2 separate regions of the Homo sapiens genome follow, and region 1 is linked to region 2. A link is an interaction called in ENCODE POLR2A ChIA-PET data of the cell type or tissue named here. Cell type or tissue: MCF 10A. All regions are shown on one strand.

Region 1 (8,000 bases), 100 kb before region 2:
TACTTTTCATACTGCTTTGATACTTAATGTTATGTCATCAGCATTTCCCAAGTTTAGACAGTCGTGAAACGTAACTTATAAAGGTTATGTAACCTTCCATCACATGGAGATGCCATAATTTATGTAACCAAACTCCCACTACTGGCCATTTATAGTATTTCCTTTTCCTCTTTCCTTTTCTTCTTCCCTTCCTCCTCTCCTTTCCTCCTTCCTTCTTTCTTTTCTGCCTTTGGCTTTTAAAAGAATCCTACAATAAACAATTTGTACGTAAATCTCTGTCCATGATTTCTGATTATATCCTTAGGACAGATTCCTGCAAACAGAGTTACTGGGCAAAGGGTACATTAGGTAATGCTTATTCTATTCTAAGACAAAACCATGGAGGTGTCCACTTCATCTCTTTTACACATCCGGAGACTGATGTAGCTTCTTGCTCCCATGGAGCAGAATTCTAATATTTCTCTACCTGGGAAGGTCACTTTAAACTAGATGCCCAGTTTGTAGAGGGCATCGCAAAGGCATATGAGAGAGAAATCCAATCTAGTAAGTCAGGCCAGGAAGAGCCACCCTCACGATAACAGGAAGGTTGTGTGTTCCCCGAGGCATGGCCACTGCACCCTTTGTTCTCTCGTCCTAACAATGCCCAAGGCTTGCCTTGCCAGTGGCCTAGTTTCCAAAGCTGTAATCACTTTCAAATTGCTCTTGCTTAGAAGCCTAAGATTTCCTTAGATCTGATTTTGGTAAACCTAGACTTCTCTAAACAAGATTTCTTAGCCACCATCAGGAAAGACTTCCACATCTAGACCCACTTGGGCTCCTCTCGGCAGTGACTGTCCTTCCTCGGGCCATCACAAAGGGCCCTCCTATCAGTGCAGCCTTGGTTAGAGTGAAAAAACACTACAGATAGAACAGAAGGTTTAAGAGAGTAAAAGTAAAATTTAATGTAGGAACTTCAAATGGTCTTTTCTTTGCAAAGAGCTTAAAGTATGCCAGAGTACCAGGGCACTGACAACTCCTTTGTTTTCATGAACTCTTTGTGAGGCAGAGGCAGAGGCGAATTTCCTACACTCCACCCATCAATGAGGGCCAGCAGAGGGGACCTTGATCTGCTCAAGGTCACTGAGCAAGGCTATGGCAACACACGGTCCAATTGGCTCAGAGCTTCGTTGTCAGGAAGATGCCATCATTCTATTTGCATTCATCTTCACTGAGTGCTTGCTAGGGAGAGGGCCTTGGAGAGGGAAAGGCCAGACTGAGTGTTACCTGCTGCCAGCGTCCTTACCTGTGCAAAGAGTACTACGAGGCTATCATTGTCAGGGAATCCGAGATGCTTGGAGTAAAAGTGATGGAGAGCAGCTATGTCACTCTGAATCAAATCCTTCTTCTCATTGTCTAACTTATCCAGATCTGTGGATAAATAATCCATTATTCACCCAGTAGAAAGCGTGGGATTTCTAGCTACATCCTATTTTTGCTGTAAATGATACAGAGGAAAGGAACGGGCGAAAAAAAAAAAACCCAAAACTAACATGTTGAACCCCCAGAGAACATTCTTCCCCATTACTTGGTTTAACTGACAAACCCTAAGGAAAGAAAGCAAGCCATTTCTTCCTTCTCTCCCTCTGATGACTAGAAGTCACTTGGGACGTGAGATTTCGACTGACTGTTAGCAATGAGGTCAGGGATGGGTAGCAATGACTCATAACCAGCCTCAGCCTAGTCAAGGGCCCCCCAATTGGCCCGGGAATCTGGGCCGTGGTCAAACAACTGGACAACCCCTGATTTCACGGCTTTCAGTAAGAACATCAGCTATTTAGAGGACGCAATTCAGCAAAGATCCAAAAGTATTCAGCATGCCAAGAGGGCCAGCAGGAGGTAGCTCAGGGTGCAATAATTCATTTTGGGAGCTCCTACCTCCTTTAATTATTTCCTAACAATCCTGTCAACTCAGAAGAAAAAAGCTAAAAGTGCTTTTCGAAACAGCACAAGAGTAAAAATAAAAACTAGTAATCAAAGAAATCACTACTCCTCTGAGCACAAACTAGCCCGTCCTCGCTTCAATCCTGCCCAACCCATGTGAAATCTGTGGCTGAGAGAACTGCGCGGCTGGTCACAGAAAGACTTACGTGATTCAAACTCCTTCACAGCTAACAATTTTTCCGAAGGTGTTCTCTCTGGGTGGATTTTCTAGCAATTGGGGAAGAAATCACACAGATACAGATTTTTTAACAACCAGTGTAATAAAGTGGCACTTTCACTTTTACATCAACATAAAGAAAAAGTAACAATTCTTAAGGAAGTAAAACAAGCTACTCAAGGACTCCACCACTAGGGCTCTCCACCAGCCAAATCCAAAGACTCTTCTAAAGCGCTTTTTTAAATGTCTACCGTGTACCTAACACCCTGATAATACTATGCACACAGTAGGCTCAGAAATACCTGTTACGGGAAAGAACAGGGCCGGAAAACAACTTTTTAGGGTCCTTACTTAAAAGGACTGGGTCTACAGACAAACCATCCTATTTATTATTTCTCCTTCTAAAAAGGAACAAAATCAAACCCCCCATCCATTTTACACTTTCTTTAAGCATAGGCTAAAATGATCTCAAATTCTGTGTTTCAAAAAGAACACTTTTGGTTGTATCTGTGAGCCCAGATTCACTTTAAACGCGTTGCTGGCTTTGTTCTAGACACCCCAAGAGGAGCTAACAATAGTAAACCCGCTAGGCTTTGAGAACATGAATAAACTTGGTGTTGACAAGAGTTCAAAGGCAGAGCTCAGGAGCTGGCCCAAGGCCATGTCTTTGTAATGTGGCTATTCAATTTGGGGATACAGGTGGTCTAGCAGGGCACGCTCACCTCCCTAGTTAACATGTTAAGCCTCCCCTTGGTAGTTTGGTAGCCTGTCTCCCCTAATCCTTTGCAAGCTACTAGAATACAAATGGTCTGTTTTTTTAATCATCAAGTCCTATAGAGATGAAAAGATGGGCAGGTAACTTTCATTTAATACACTATTAGTAGTAGTAGTAATTATAATAAAACTTGAATGAAGCTTGTATAAACTCATCTTTGCATTCAGACTACCCTCCTGGTGCCGAAATATTTCAATAGTTCTTTTTTGGAGCAGAAATCTTCCATTCACGGGATGCATTTTTATAAGATTTATAAGTCATCTCGCTTGGGAAAGCTTTTCATTCAGGAAAGTCTACCAGCCTCTTCTGAATTCTTAACATATCACTATAAATATCATCAATAATTCAGGGGAACAAAATAATAAAACACCAGCTTGGCCACCCAATCCTCCCAAGATGTGCGGAGATCCCATCTGATGACTTACTGACTCTGATACCTCACACCCAGTCATCCTATTCCCTCTGACTTATTCAGCCCAAATACTCTGCATAAATTTAAAAATAACTGTTATTAAGGATCCGAAAGTTAACCTCCTGCAGGGAAACAATTCTGATGTTTTGGTCTCACTCTACAGGCAACCCATGAATGGCCTTTGTTACTCTCGGCTGGCTGGCGAGGTAGCATTTCGGCAAGCACCTGACCCAAGCTGAACATAGCTGAAGGATGACCTCAGAGTTTTGAAATGTTCTACTTCTGTTTACACAGCCCAGGATCCTAACTTGGTCTGGGGACAGATACATGCTAATCATTTCCATCACATTTGGCTTAGATTAAAAAATAGAAAAATTTTAAGGGTGGAGGAGGGCTGGTAGGTATACAGGAGAAGTGGATGAAATTTCAGTTTGTTTTTTTTTTTCATTTTTAGAGACAGAGTCTCATTTACTTTGTTGCTCAGGCTGGATGGAGTATGGTGGCACAATCACAGCTCACTGCAGCCTTGAAGTTCCGGGTTCCAGTAATTCTCCTGCCTCAGCCTCCAGAATAGCTGGGACCACAGGTGTATACCACCACACCTGGGAAATTTTTTTAATTTTTAAAATTTATTATAGAGAATGGGTCTCACTTTGTTGCCAAGGCTGGTCTCGAACTCCTGGATTCAAACAATCCTTCTGCCTTGGCCTCCCAAAGTGCTAAGATTACAGGTATGAGCCACTATGCCCAGCCAAAATTTCAGCTTTAAAAGATTTATAGTCCAGAGGCCCTGCCACCAACTTCTCTGACAGCACTGAGGAGCAAGACCTCCACAGCCTGGACATATGCCTTCTAAGCCCCACACTGCCTATTTCATTGGATCACAAGGACAAGTTCTATGGCATTTTCCTGTCCTCTTTTTAGTTTGGCCCTTCGAAGATTAGGTGTCTAATTATTATGCAATCAGCAAGAATGAACCAGACCAGGCGGAGAACAGTCAGTACGGTGGCTAAAGCAATTTCATCTTGGATGCTGATATACCATGTTGATTTCTGGTTAACTCCTGCTCTGGGAATGCTTCTAAGATTTCTACTTTGTCTATGGCTACCTTAAATCCTGCCTTAGGTCAATACAATCTTGAGCACAAATCTTGCTCTCAGGCAGATTTGCATAGCATCCTTGCCTTTCCTTGTAACTGCTGTACACATTTCTTCCCTATGGTATATAAGCCCTGGCTCTGGTGGGTAATGGTGCAGGGATCCACCATCTTGTCTTGCTGCCGCCCAAGACATAGACATGGCTTCAGTTCATAAGTCCTAGTAAATGTTTCTAATAAACTGGATTTGTCAGCTTCTTTCTTCTGTCTCTCAGCTTCCTCACTCTTTGAGCGTAAGTTTGCATAGTCCTGCCCACCACAGAATAGTCAGAGTTGGCATCACTTCTGGAGAAAGCCATTGATGACTATCATCTGTTTCCATCAAGGGCACCTCTTTCTTTCCTTCTTCTTCACTTTTTTTTTTTAACTCTCTTCCCCTCTCCCTTGCCTCTATTTCTACTTTTCCACTCTTTCTCTTCTTTGCACATGTCATAGTCAAGGCTGTTCCATCCAATTCTTTGCCTGCCTATGCACAGGCAAGAAAGGAGCCAAGAAAGAGCAGAATATTACACAGGAAAGGGGAACAGAGTACACTCTTTATGTCAGAATGGAAAGAGAGGAAAATCTCAAAGCTGCTCAGACCAATCTGGTTCCCTAGGAAGCTCTAATTATTTGAGGTCAGGCTTTTCATGTCACGTATTTCCATGTAAACCTGTCATGAAAACAGCTCAGAATTTCAGAGCTGTGGCTATGCTCCTGGTCTAGGGTAAGCAACATCCTAATTGCACAGGGCACACAACTAACTAGATTATGCCTGGAGTATTTTCCCCACCCCTGTCCATATGGATATGATAGGAAATGTAGTCTAAGGATGTTTAACGAGAGATGGTTACCAAAGGTCAGTTACTCATCTTTCTGACCTTTAAAAGAAAAACAAAATAAAATGCACTTGAACATTGTCCCATTTCCTCACCTGTTTGGCCAGAATCCTTGCTGTTAGTCTTACAGTCTCCGAGGGATTCCAGTTTTCCCCAAAAACAACCATGGGAGAACATTCCAGCTTGTGCATGGGCCAATCTTCTTTCTGGGAAGATTGAAAAAAACATTATTAAAAAATAGCACATACACTGGAATAAAGTGTGAGAGGAGAGGATGCAGTGAGTCCCCCTAGTTAAGGTCAAGTAAAATATGTTTCCTTTTGGAAAACACGAGGATGCTCACAAAAGCTAGAGATAAAAACATCCTTTAAGATAGGCAGGATTGTATGACCTTCACTCAGGCCTGGGTCAAGCTTGTTGGGATGAGAAGATCTACTTTGTGTTTTTTCCTCAAGCACCTCATGGCTTTCTGCAGCCCCTCATTATTCTAAACAACACATACATCTTTCCATCATCTGTGCAAGCTGTCAAATTGCAGAGGGAGCAATTTGAGTATCAGCCATTGATTTGGCTTTGTTGCCTCACAGTTCCGCTCTGGCTTTGTTCTCACGTCAGGGCAAATAATGGAGAGTTGACTTACACAGCAATGAGTCCCTTTTACAGGCGACTTTTTAAAAAGCACAAATGAGGGTTTCATGAAGGGCAACCACTGGAAAGATTTAGGAATAGTTAGGACTTCCCAAAGATGCACTGGATAAAACAGTAGTATTCTTTCTTTCCTTTTTTTTTTTTGAGACAGAGTCTCGCTCTGTTGCCAGGCTGCAGTGCAGTGGCGCGATCTCGACTCACTGCAACCTCTGCCTCCCGGGTTCAAGTGATTCTCCTGCCTCAGCCTCCTGAGTAGCTGAGATTACAGGTGTGTGCCACTACGCCCGGCTAATTTTTGTATTTTTAGTAGAGACGGGGTTTCAAGATGTTGGCCAGGATAGTCTTGATCTCTTAACCTCATGATCCACCTGCTTCGGCCTCCCAAAGTGCAGGGATTACAGGCGTGAGCCACCGTGCCTGGCCTAACAGTAGTATTCTTTCTATCATACGCCCTGAAGTTTCCCTGCCCCGGGTAGAGGGATGAAGGATATTTGCTGCTGGAAGGGTGGAGGCGCCATCACTTGAGATGGGGAAGGCATTGAGAGAAGGACACCATGGTGTTTTGGAGGCTGAGGGAAGCAAGTACTTTGAGGACTAGGGAGTAAATGATGATGCCAGTGCTGGAGATAGGCTTAGTGTGAGAGGACGGAGAATGTGATTTGGAATCATGGAAGCTTGATGATTTTCATAAAAACAAGTTTTGGTGGGATGATGGGGTAAGAAATGACAGGGAGCAGATTCAAGAAAAAATGAAAGGAGACACAGCTTAGAGTAGTGAAAAGTTGCGGGGGACTTTTTTTTTTTTTTAGATGGGAAATATCAGAGCACGTTGTATACTGATGGAAGCCCTTACACACTGTCTCTTTCACGATGGAATTGGGTACTGTCCTGCTCTGTCCTTGGCCTTCCCTAGCTCAGAAAATGGCCATAAATGCTCAGGGCAGGGAGGCTGACATGGGCGGATCACCCGAGGTCAGGAGTTTATGATTGGCCTGGCCAACGTGATAAAACCCCATCTCTACTAAAAATAAAAAAATTAGCCAAGTGTGGTGGCATGTGCCTGCAGTCCCAGCTACTCAGGAGGCTGAGGCAGGAGAATCGCTTGAACCCAGGAGGCAGAGGTTGCAGTGAGCCGAGAGTGCACCGCTACACTCCAGCCTGGGCAACAGTGTGAGATTCTGTCTCAAAAATAAAAATAAATGCTCAGGCCAGAAAGCTAGAGTCATCCTTGACGCTGCTCTCTCACTCACACTCCACATTCAGTCAGTTCTGGCAAATCCTCTGTCTCTGCCTGGAATCTGATCACTTCTTAGCTCCACAACCTTTCTACCCGGCTGCAGCCCCAACATCTCTCATGACTAATGTCCTGCCACTGCCTTCTAACTGGATGCCCGCTTCTGTCCTTGCTCCCATGGACTAGGTTCCAGAGAGCAGCCTGAGGGATTCTGTTGACAAAACTCGGATCAGGCCAGTCCTCAGCTCAAAACCTAATGGCTTTTCTCATCCAGGCAAAAGGCCAAGCGCTAAAGGTGACCTAGGAGGCCACACGTGATGGGAGCGTCCCTGCACCACCCCAGCCCATCATCCCCCACCGTACTCTCACCTGCCTCACTGCACTTAGCCACAGAAGTGTCCTGGCTGCGCCTGGAGCCATGTACCTGCCTCAAGGCCCTTCGCACTTGCTCTGTTTTGTGGCTAGCACTCTCCTCCCCTGGATATCCATGTGACTCCCTCCCTCCTCTCCAGCCGCTGCTGGAATGTCACCTTCTCAAGATACCTGCCACAATCACCCTGTCAGAAAGAGCACTTCCCCATCATTCTTCCTTTCCTTGCTTTCTGCTGCTTCTTAGTACTTCTCACCACCTGAGCATATTATATATTTATTAGTTGTTTGGTTTAGTATCTGTCTCTCCCCAGGAAAATAAAGAAATTTTGTTTTGTTCATAGCTGTAACCCCAGAACTGACAACAGTGCCTGGCATTTAGTAGGCACTCAATATAGTTGTTGAAGGAATGAAGATATCTCCCTACCCGCTTCCCTCCACACTGATCCCC
Region 2 (8,000 bases):
TTTTTATTTTACTTGTAAGAGAATCCTCTCCTTAGGTAATGGGCTACTTTTCACCAAACATGTGGACTTTTCTCCTTGTAGTCTTCATCCCTGCTACATAAAGGGTGGAATACAACTCCTGCTATTGTAGTGTGTTGTTTCATTAGCATTGCACTTTTGGAATACTGCTATTTGGGAACTACTTTCATGCCATTTCATTGCTCAAGAAAGATCCTGGTTAAATTTCCAAATTTAGAGATAGTCCTTATGCTTTCATCACTTTGTAGTTTAATTCTAGACAGAAAACCCACAGCTCTGAAGATAAGCATGCTACCTGAATAACCAGGCTGCCTGAAATCCTGCCTAACCCTGGAAGCATTGCAGTTGCATGAGTACAAAAGGAGGGAATTCCCCTGAAGGCAAAAATGAAGTCTGTCTGGTCCTGCTGAATACCTATGTCTGGCCCAGCACCTGGCACATAGTGCATGCTCAATAAATATTTGTTCAGTGAAGGAGAACAAACAGCAAATGCAATTTAATAACTCTCCCCAGTCCTTGAAAATGTTCCTGTCTGCATCACATTCTGACACAGCTGGTATCTAATGGACAGCCATTAGGTACAAGGGCTCCATGTTTCACATTTGCCAATTCATCGAATCCTTCTAGCCATCCTGTGGTATTGCTTAAAAAATCAAATCTAACAATTACAGTTTTCTCACCAGACTTGAGTAGAATATGCTTGCTAAACTTGTCCCAAACTTTTCCTGTAGTGTCAGGTTTTACCTACAAAAATTCAAGGCAGGCTGGGGCAAAATTTCTTTAGCAGCCTGGAAGCTCAACACATTTCCCTGTTACAGCGTAACAACAGAGTAGTTCTCTGGGGCGTTATCTGCTTTTAAAGTTAAAAAATATTGTAAAAGTATCAATATGCTTTGCCAAACATTCAAACCATACAGAAGCATATTTAAGCAAATACGTTACATGCCTGGTCTCTTCTCTCTTCCCCAGACCTTTCTCTGTGAACTTCATTCACCATAGGTGGCTACCACAGCCACCCATCACCTTCAGATGCTTCCCTGAACTCCTTCTGGGCCTTTCCCTAAGAGCATAGTATTCACATTGCTTTGCAACCTTGGTTTTTTAATTTAACCATATGTTGTGGACATCTTCCAGGTCAGTACATTTGATTTAACTCATTCTTTTTATCGGCTGCCAAGCAGTGATGAGCTGCCAGTACCTAACATTTGTTGAATGTGTCTATGTACCAAGTACCAGGTGTCATTTTTATTTTATTCTCACAAAAACCATATGAGATAGGTACTTTTTTCTATCCTATTTTTGTATGAGGAAACTGAGGGTTTTAAAAAATTATAATCCACTTAACTAGTCCCTATTAAGGCATAGTTAATTGAATATATATTTATACACACATACACACATCTGTAGGGTAAGTCCTGGATTCATTCATCCCACACTGATTTTTGAGAGCCCACTATGTGCCAAGAAATGTGGTAGGCACTAGGAATGCTGTGTTGAAGACAATATAGATCCTGCTTCAGTGGCGCTTATACAGTAGTGCCTAGACAGGCAAGAGTCATGACATCAGGTGGTGACGTAAGCTAAGAACAATAAGACAGTGGAGGGAATGGAGAGTGACAGAGTTACTATTCCAGAGTGTGTGGTCAGGAAAGACTTCTCTGGTGAGAGACTTGATGAAGCAAGGGAGAGAACATTCTGGAACAGGAAATCAAAGATGGAAATGTGGCAGGTTCAAGGACAGAAGAGCATATCAAGGATAACTCCAGGGTTCCGGGACTTCACTAATATGCTGAGTGGCAGGGCCATTTACTAAGAGGGGATGGGGAGCAGGAGCAGTTTTGAGAAGGTAGGGGAAAGGAAAAAGAATTCCATCGTGGACTGATGTTTGCTGTGTTTATTACACATCCAAAGGGAGGTGTTCAGAAAGGAGCCTGGGGTGCAGAGGAGAGGTCAGGGCTGGAGACTTAATTTGGCCACTGTCAGTCTATGAGACATGTTGAAAGATACAGGACTGACTGAGTGCACCTGAGTGAGGGAGGCAGAGAAGACCAGAATTTCTAAGTCAAGGAAATGCAAACATATTCCTAAATGTTGTCAAATTGTTCTTGAAAAAGTTTTGCCAACTTATACTTACCAATACCCCAGGAGAAGGCTGACTCCATACCCAGGGGTGAAAAATAAACTATTGTTTCCATTTAAATTTGTATTTATTTACTATGAATTAAATTGAGCACATTTCCAATGTTTCATTGGCCCTTTGCTCCATTTTATCCTGTGATATGCCTCTTCATGCCGTTTGCCCATCTGATCAATTGATAAGAATATTGATTTACAGGATTTATTGATCTATACATTTATTGATTTATAAGAGCTCTTAGAATATTTATATTTAAGAACATTAATTCTTTGTCATATGTTTTACAGCTTTTTATTTTTTCTTCTGATTTTCAAAGTGCTTTTTGAAGTTCAGATGATTAAAAGTTTTATGTAGTCAAGTCTAATAATATCTTTTCCTTTTAAAGCTTCTGAGTTCAATACTTAGAGCGGTCTTTTAAAATCTAAGACGGCAATAGGATTCCCCAGGTTTTCTTGTAATTAAAAGTTTCCAGTGTGTCTGATTTCTCTTATTTTCACTGCAGAATTACTCAGCAAAGGAATCCATGGAACTAATTTCTTTTTAGGCTCATTTGGCAACAGTTTGCTGCTGGTGAAGCAGGAGGAGGTTAAATAGCAGCTGCCAAGCTTTTGGTTGTGCCCAGAGCCCAGCACACGATAGGTGCTTAACATATCTTTACTGAAGGAATGCTTTGCTGGCTTTTGTTTTAACATGGGTAAAACTCTTCATAGTTGCCAAGTACTTCCCTGATGTTATCTCTTCCGAAGCTCCAGCCTTTCCTGCAGTAGAAAAAGGGGCCGGGGAGGAGGCCAGGGTGACTTGGTCAGCACTGACCAGAGCTAGGGACGACAGCTTTATAGAGGAAACGCCTCGCAGACGCCACTGGGGCAGTTCCTCTTCACCTTTCTTGGATTTGGTGACTGGAGAATTTCAAATACACAATTGCAGTTTCTACTCTGGAGCTCGCTTTGAGGAAGGAGAAAGTGTTTGCTACTCTAAACGAAATATATTGTAGGCAAAATGCATTTTGTTTTGCAAGCAGGGAGCTAGTGTGTGTGTGTGTGTGTGTGTGTGTGTGTGTGTGTGTGTGTGTGTGGTGGGGGGGGGGGTCCCAGTTTCCAGTCCTTTTCTTGTCACTTTCTGCCATCTACTGGCCATAGCACAAAATACTCTGGAATGACTTCAATGATGCCTATGAAGAAAGAGGCTTTATTCCTGTACGTTCTCAACCTGAAATGTAATTTCCCAGATAAATTTTGCCATAATTCACCAGGATCCAACATTTATTTTTTTCAAAATAACAGTTCTGTGAAGGGACTGAATTATTTGAGCAATGACTTTATTATTTTTGTTCCTTTGTCTGAGAAGCAGTATTTGAACTCTGACCACCTGAGTTTAAATATTGGCTGTATAATTTATTGTCTGTGTGACCTTCAGCAAGAAACTCAACCCCTCAGTGCCTTATTCTCCTCATTTGCAATGTGGATTTGATACTAGATCTTGCCTCTTAGGGTTTTGCTTAGATTACGTTGAGTTCTCAAATATAAAGCATATAGTATCTTGCACTGCAAGAGTACTCCATAAATGTTATCTGTTATTTGCTTGAAATCTATGTGAGTTTAGGTAGGCATTACTCTGGGACATAGAGAATTCCATAAATTAGGTATTTATAACCTATGCCCAATATTTGTGTACCAATTTTGTTTCCAAACTGCTTGCATTTTAACTCTGGAAATTCAGCCCAAAAACAGCAGCCTCTGTTCTGGAGCCCTCTTTATTACCTCCTGCTGGAATAATCCATATTACCTCTGAGCTCCCATAGCCCAGTATCTGGTCCTCTCTTGGACTGACGATTTCACCTTGGAATGTGAACTTGTCTCGCCTTGTACATTGCCTGGGTCCCTGAGGGTAAGACGCAGTCTGATTCATCATTATCTCTCACAGTCTCCCTTACACTATGTTATTCAGCAACTACTCAACAAATATTTGTTGAAAAGCCGAATGAATAATCTCATTTGATTCTCCCAGGAATCCTGAGTCAGGTACAGCAGATATGAATTGTGCACACTGAATAGATGAGGAATTGTGAGACTTGCCCCAGATGAGATGGAATGGGGCTAGAATTCAAGGCTGGGGAGAGTCTGTGACATGCCAAGAATGTGCATGAAAGAGAATCAAGGGAGCAACATAGAGGAAAAGGCTCATCCCCAGCCCGTATGCAATGGAGCTACACACTGAAGAATAATTTTGGTGGGGCTAGGAGGAAGGGTTTCGTGTCTGAAGCTGATCTTCTGGCTGTCATGCCTCATCCAAGTCCCACGGAACTGCATTTTCATAGTCCAGTGCCAACTTCCACATTTCCACTGTCTCATCAATGATTGTCAGTCTCATGACTAATGCTTTGGGACTAGATGTCAAAATATTTATTTCTCAAAATCACTTATGATTGTCAAGGGGCCACAGAACCCCTTCAGAATATCCCTGTTACTTATGATTAGGTACAAAGATCCTAGCTTTACTGGGAGTCAGGGACCATGAAGATGTCTCTATTCTATTATTCTCTATTACATTTTCATCCTTTGCTTCCACAGACGAAGGCCAAGTGAGTCTCTCCTGATGATGTTCAACCTTCATTCAACAAGTTGAATAATTACAACAAGCCATAATTACTGTTGTACATGTGTACAACAAGTGCCTATGGAGCACCTGCTAGGGGCCATGTTATGCTGGGTGCACAGGGAAGATGTGGTCCTTGTCCTCTTGCTTACAACCAGGAGGAAAGCCAATTGCACATATGAGCCATTGATATCAGTCAGCCTGGAGAGTTTGATTTTAACTGGATAACTCAATCTAAACATTTTTTTTTAAGTAGAACTCTTTGGGTGATTTCAGACATACAGAGGCTGACTGGCCAAGGAATCTATTCCTCTTTCTAATATTAGAAAGGAATATATTCTTAGGAATCTATTCTTCTATCTAATATTTATTGTCTTTAGGCTCACTTTTGCATTCTTTCGTAAAAGGTGGCCAAGTATCAAGAAAAGGCAACCCTTTCCCACACCTGCAGCTACTAGCTGGTCATCACCCCAAAGAGAAGGCCTCTAGCTGAGAATAAAAGTGGTACATCTTTACAGTCTAACAGATACCCTTCCCTTGTGTCAGAAACCATATCTCAGATTTGTAGGGAGGTGAGACTACATAGCTAGGAGATATTATGGATCCTAGTGAAACATTCTAACCCCAGTAGTAGGGGTAGCACATGACAGTGTTAGGACCTGATGAGACATTATTGTCCCTCTGGAACCTGGGGCTGCTGGAGAAATTGGCCTGTATCCCCCAAGGACACCTTAGCTGTGGAGGTTACATGGGGTTCTCAGCCCAGCCAACAGACACTGTACATGTCAGCAGTGGTGTGATGCCAGCTCTTGGGTGTGGCAGATGGGACAAAGAAAGTGGAGGGTTTTCTCCTCTGTCCAGCTCTCTTAAGTAACTAAACTTTGGCCCCCAATTCCCCGACCCCCACTGCTGATTTTCTGTAGCCCATCCAAGCAAATGAGATCAGAGAACCAAACCAGACCAGAAATGTGATATCTTTTTCCTCCCTATTCCTCATCTACCAGAGCTCTATGATTTTCACCAGTCTAGCCAGGAGAGAGAGCTCTGAATGAAGAGTAACTGAGACAATAATATTCAAGTATCCTAGACCATGCTAAATCTCTAGAGCTGGGTAATGTAAGTGTTTGGCTTTCAGCAGAGCAAAGTGGAAAAATGTGAGGCAGACAGAAGGTGTTTGAATCTCCCACTGTTAGCTTGGTAGCCACAGGCAAGTCATTCACCTTTGCATTTGTTTCCTCATTCGAAAAATGGAAATGCTAATATATCCCTTTCAGATCCATTATAAGGATTAAAAATGTATAAAGCATGGAGCATAATACAGCATCTATTATTATTGTGAAGAATATGTTGTCTTGCCCTCAAGAGACTTGTAGTGTAGTTTGGAGAACTAAGACCATCACAATAACAATCACAAGAATGTGGTCTGTAACAAACAAATGCCTGCGCAAGTCAGATAGAAATTGAAAGTAGGGAGAAAATTATCCCACCAATTCCACTACACCTGCTCAGTTTTGTCCAAATACATTTATTAAACATTTACCATGTAGCAGGCTATATTGTCATAGTTGTGTAATTTACAGGTTCAGGAGTAGTGCAATTTACAGGTTCAGAAAGACCTGGCTTTGAATCCTGTCTCTACCATTTACCAGAGGTATGACTTTGGCCATTACTTAAACTCTCTGGCTTTGGCCATTACTTAAACTCTGAGTTTATTACCGAGTGTCCTCATCTGTAGGATAGGGTTGTTAATAGTACCTGGCTCACAGGTTGCTGTGAGTAATAAATGAATTAATGTATATAATATATATTATATATATATACTGTAAGTAGTAAATATATAAGTATATAAGTATATATAATACTGAGTTATAAATGAATTAATATATGTAAAGGAAACAGCAAAGTCCCTGACACATTGTAAGTGCTCAATGAACAGTTGCTGCTATCATCATCGTCATCATCATTATCATCATCACCACCACCACCACCAGCACCACCAGTCCCTATGCTTAATGTCAGGGATTTTAAAAATGAATGATACATTTTCTGCCTTCAAGCACTTCACAGTTCAGTAGGTCCTCGTATTCCATTGAATCCCAGAAGCCTTTGGTAAGTGATCCAGGTGAACATAACCTATTTTTCTAGAACAGAAACAAATTTTGCTTAGGAAATTTGCAATATTTTGACCTAGAGCAGGGCATTGGCTTTTACCCAACGACGTCTGCTTTGGGAATGTGCTTCCCTAGAGCTCCCTGTGAAACTGAGATAGAGATTTGAGTCTTTCCTAGGCCTATTGGTTTTTACAAGAGTGAAATTTATCCTGTTCAGTCCTCATAATTATGCAAGTGAACAGACTTATTTATAGATCAGGAGTCTCAACTTACTGTATCCTTTTATATATATATATATATATTTATGCATAGCTGTGGCTTATATATTCCAGGGTATTCTAGAGTTCCCCAAAAATATGATTGAGCTGCAATTGTACTACATAAGATTAGGAAAGATTGTACTACATTTAATTAGGAAAGTAGCATTTTAGAATTAAAATGCATAAAAGTCATAAAGTGTGCTGCAGAAAAAGGATTTCCTAGTATCTGAACTCAGAATTGAGGATTTCACTCCTGGTTTATGGGGTTAGAGTGGTAGAATCACGAGAGCTTATTAAAGTCATTTAATCTAAGAATATTGAATGGTTACGTGTAACTCTGCTCAGAGGTGGGGGCTAGACCAATTGGTTTTAAAGTTTTTTTTGCTTTGCAGTGTTTAGCTCAGCTGATGGAAAGATGAAAAGAACACAGAACAGTTAAGTGGGAACTCCCACCAATCACAGGCTACATGGAATTCTCATAAGTTTTTCAAAGCTGTCCCCAAACTATCTATAACAAGTTAGCACCACTAAGGAGAAGGACATCTGTGTATTTTTAGACAGAAAAGTGCTGTCTCCTTGTCACTTTGTAGAAAACCCTTTTCTCTCTGCTTCCTCTCATTGGGCCTTCTGATATCTCAGAAGGGAAAGGAGCTACCTGGTAAATAAAGATAAGCTGTGCTTATTAGCAGAGATTTGCAAGGAAAGTGGCTGTTTAAAAAGGGATAAGGAGGTCATTGTGTTCCTCTGGCTCTAAAGCAGGGACTCATTTTCCCCAGCCAGGGCAGAGCAGCCACGAGGAGCTGAGCGAGTTGCTGGCCACCCCAGGGTGACCTATCGTTCACATGGAGGAAGCTGCACTCCCTTCGTCGCAGGAATCCT

Evidence for each region. ChIA-PET counts read pairs that join two places held together with the same protein. Peaks named below come from ENCODE experiments on the same cell type or tissue, not always from the same donor. Only the 100,000 strongest peaks of a DNase experiment are listed, where the experiment ranks them.
Region 1: POLR2A ChIA-PET joins it to region 2 with 10 read pairs; 8 of 35 experiments call an interaction of 5 or more read pairs at or near these places.

What each region holds. Positions count from the first base shown.
Region 1 is chr1:214,312,266-214,320,265 of GRCh38, reverse strand. It overlaps SMYD2 (SET and MYND domain containing 2), which reads right to left. Exons shown (of 12, transcript NM_020197.3): 3 at 5,394-5,504; 4 at 2,127-2,187; 5 at 1,283-1,407. Among named protein-coding and RNA genes, the nearest start is that of SMYD2, 35 kb to the right of the region's middle. RefSeq lists enhancers at 2,253-2,756, 2,757-3,260, 3,261-3,764. In MCF 10A, a CTCF peak has its summit at 153; no DNase peak of the experiment used is centred here.
Region 2 is chr1:214,209,402-214,217,401 of GRCh38, reverse strand. No RefSeq gene overlaps it. Among named protein-coding and RNA genes, the nearest start is that of SMYD2, 68 kb to the left of the region's middle. In MCF 10A, CTCF peaks have their summits at 3,303 (motif pointing left) and 3,868; DNase peaks (open chromatin) are centred at 3,271 and 4,031.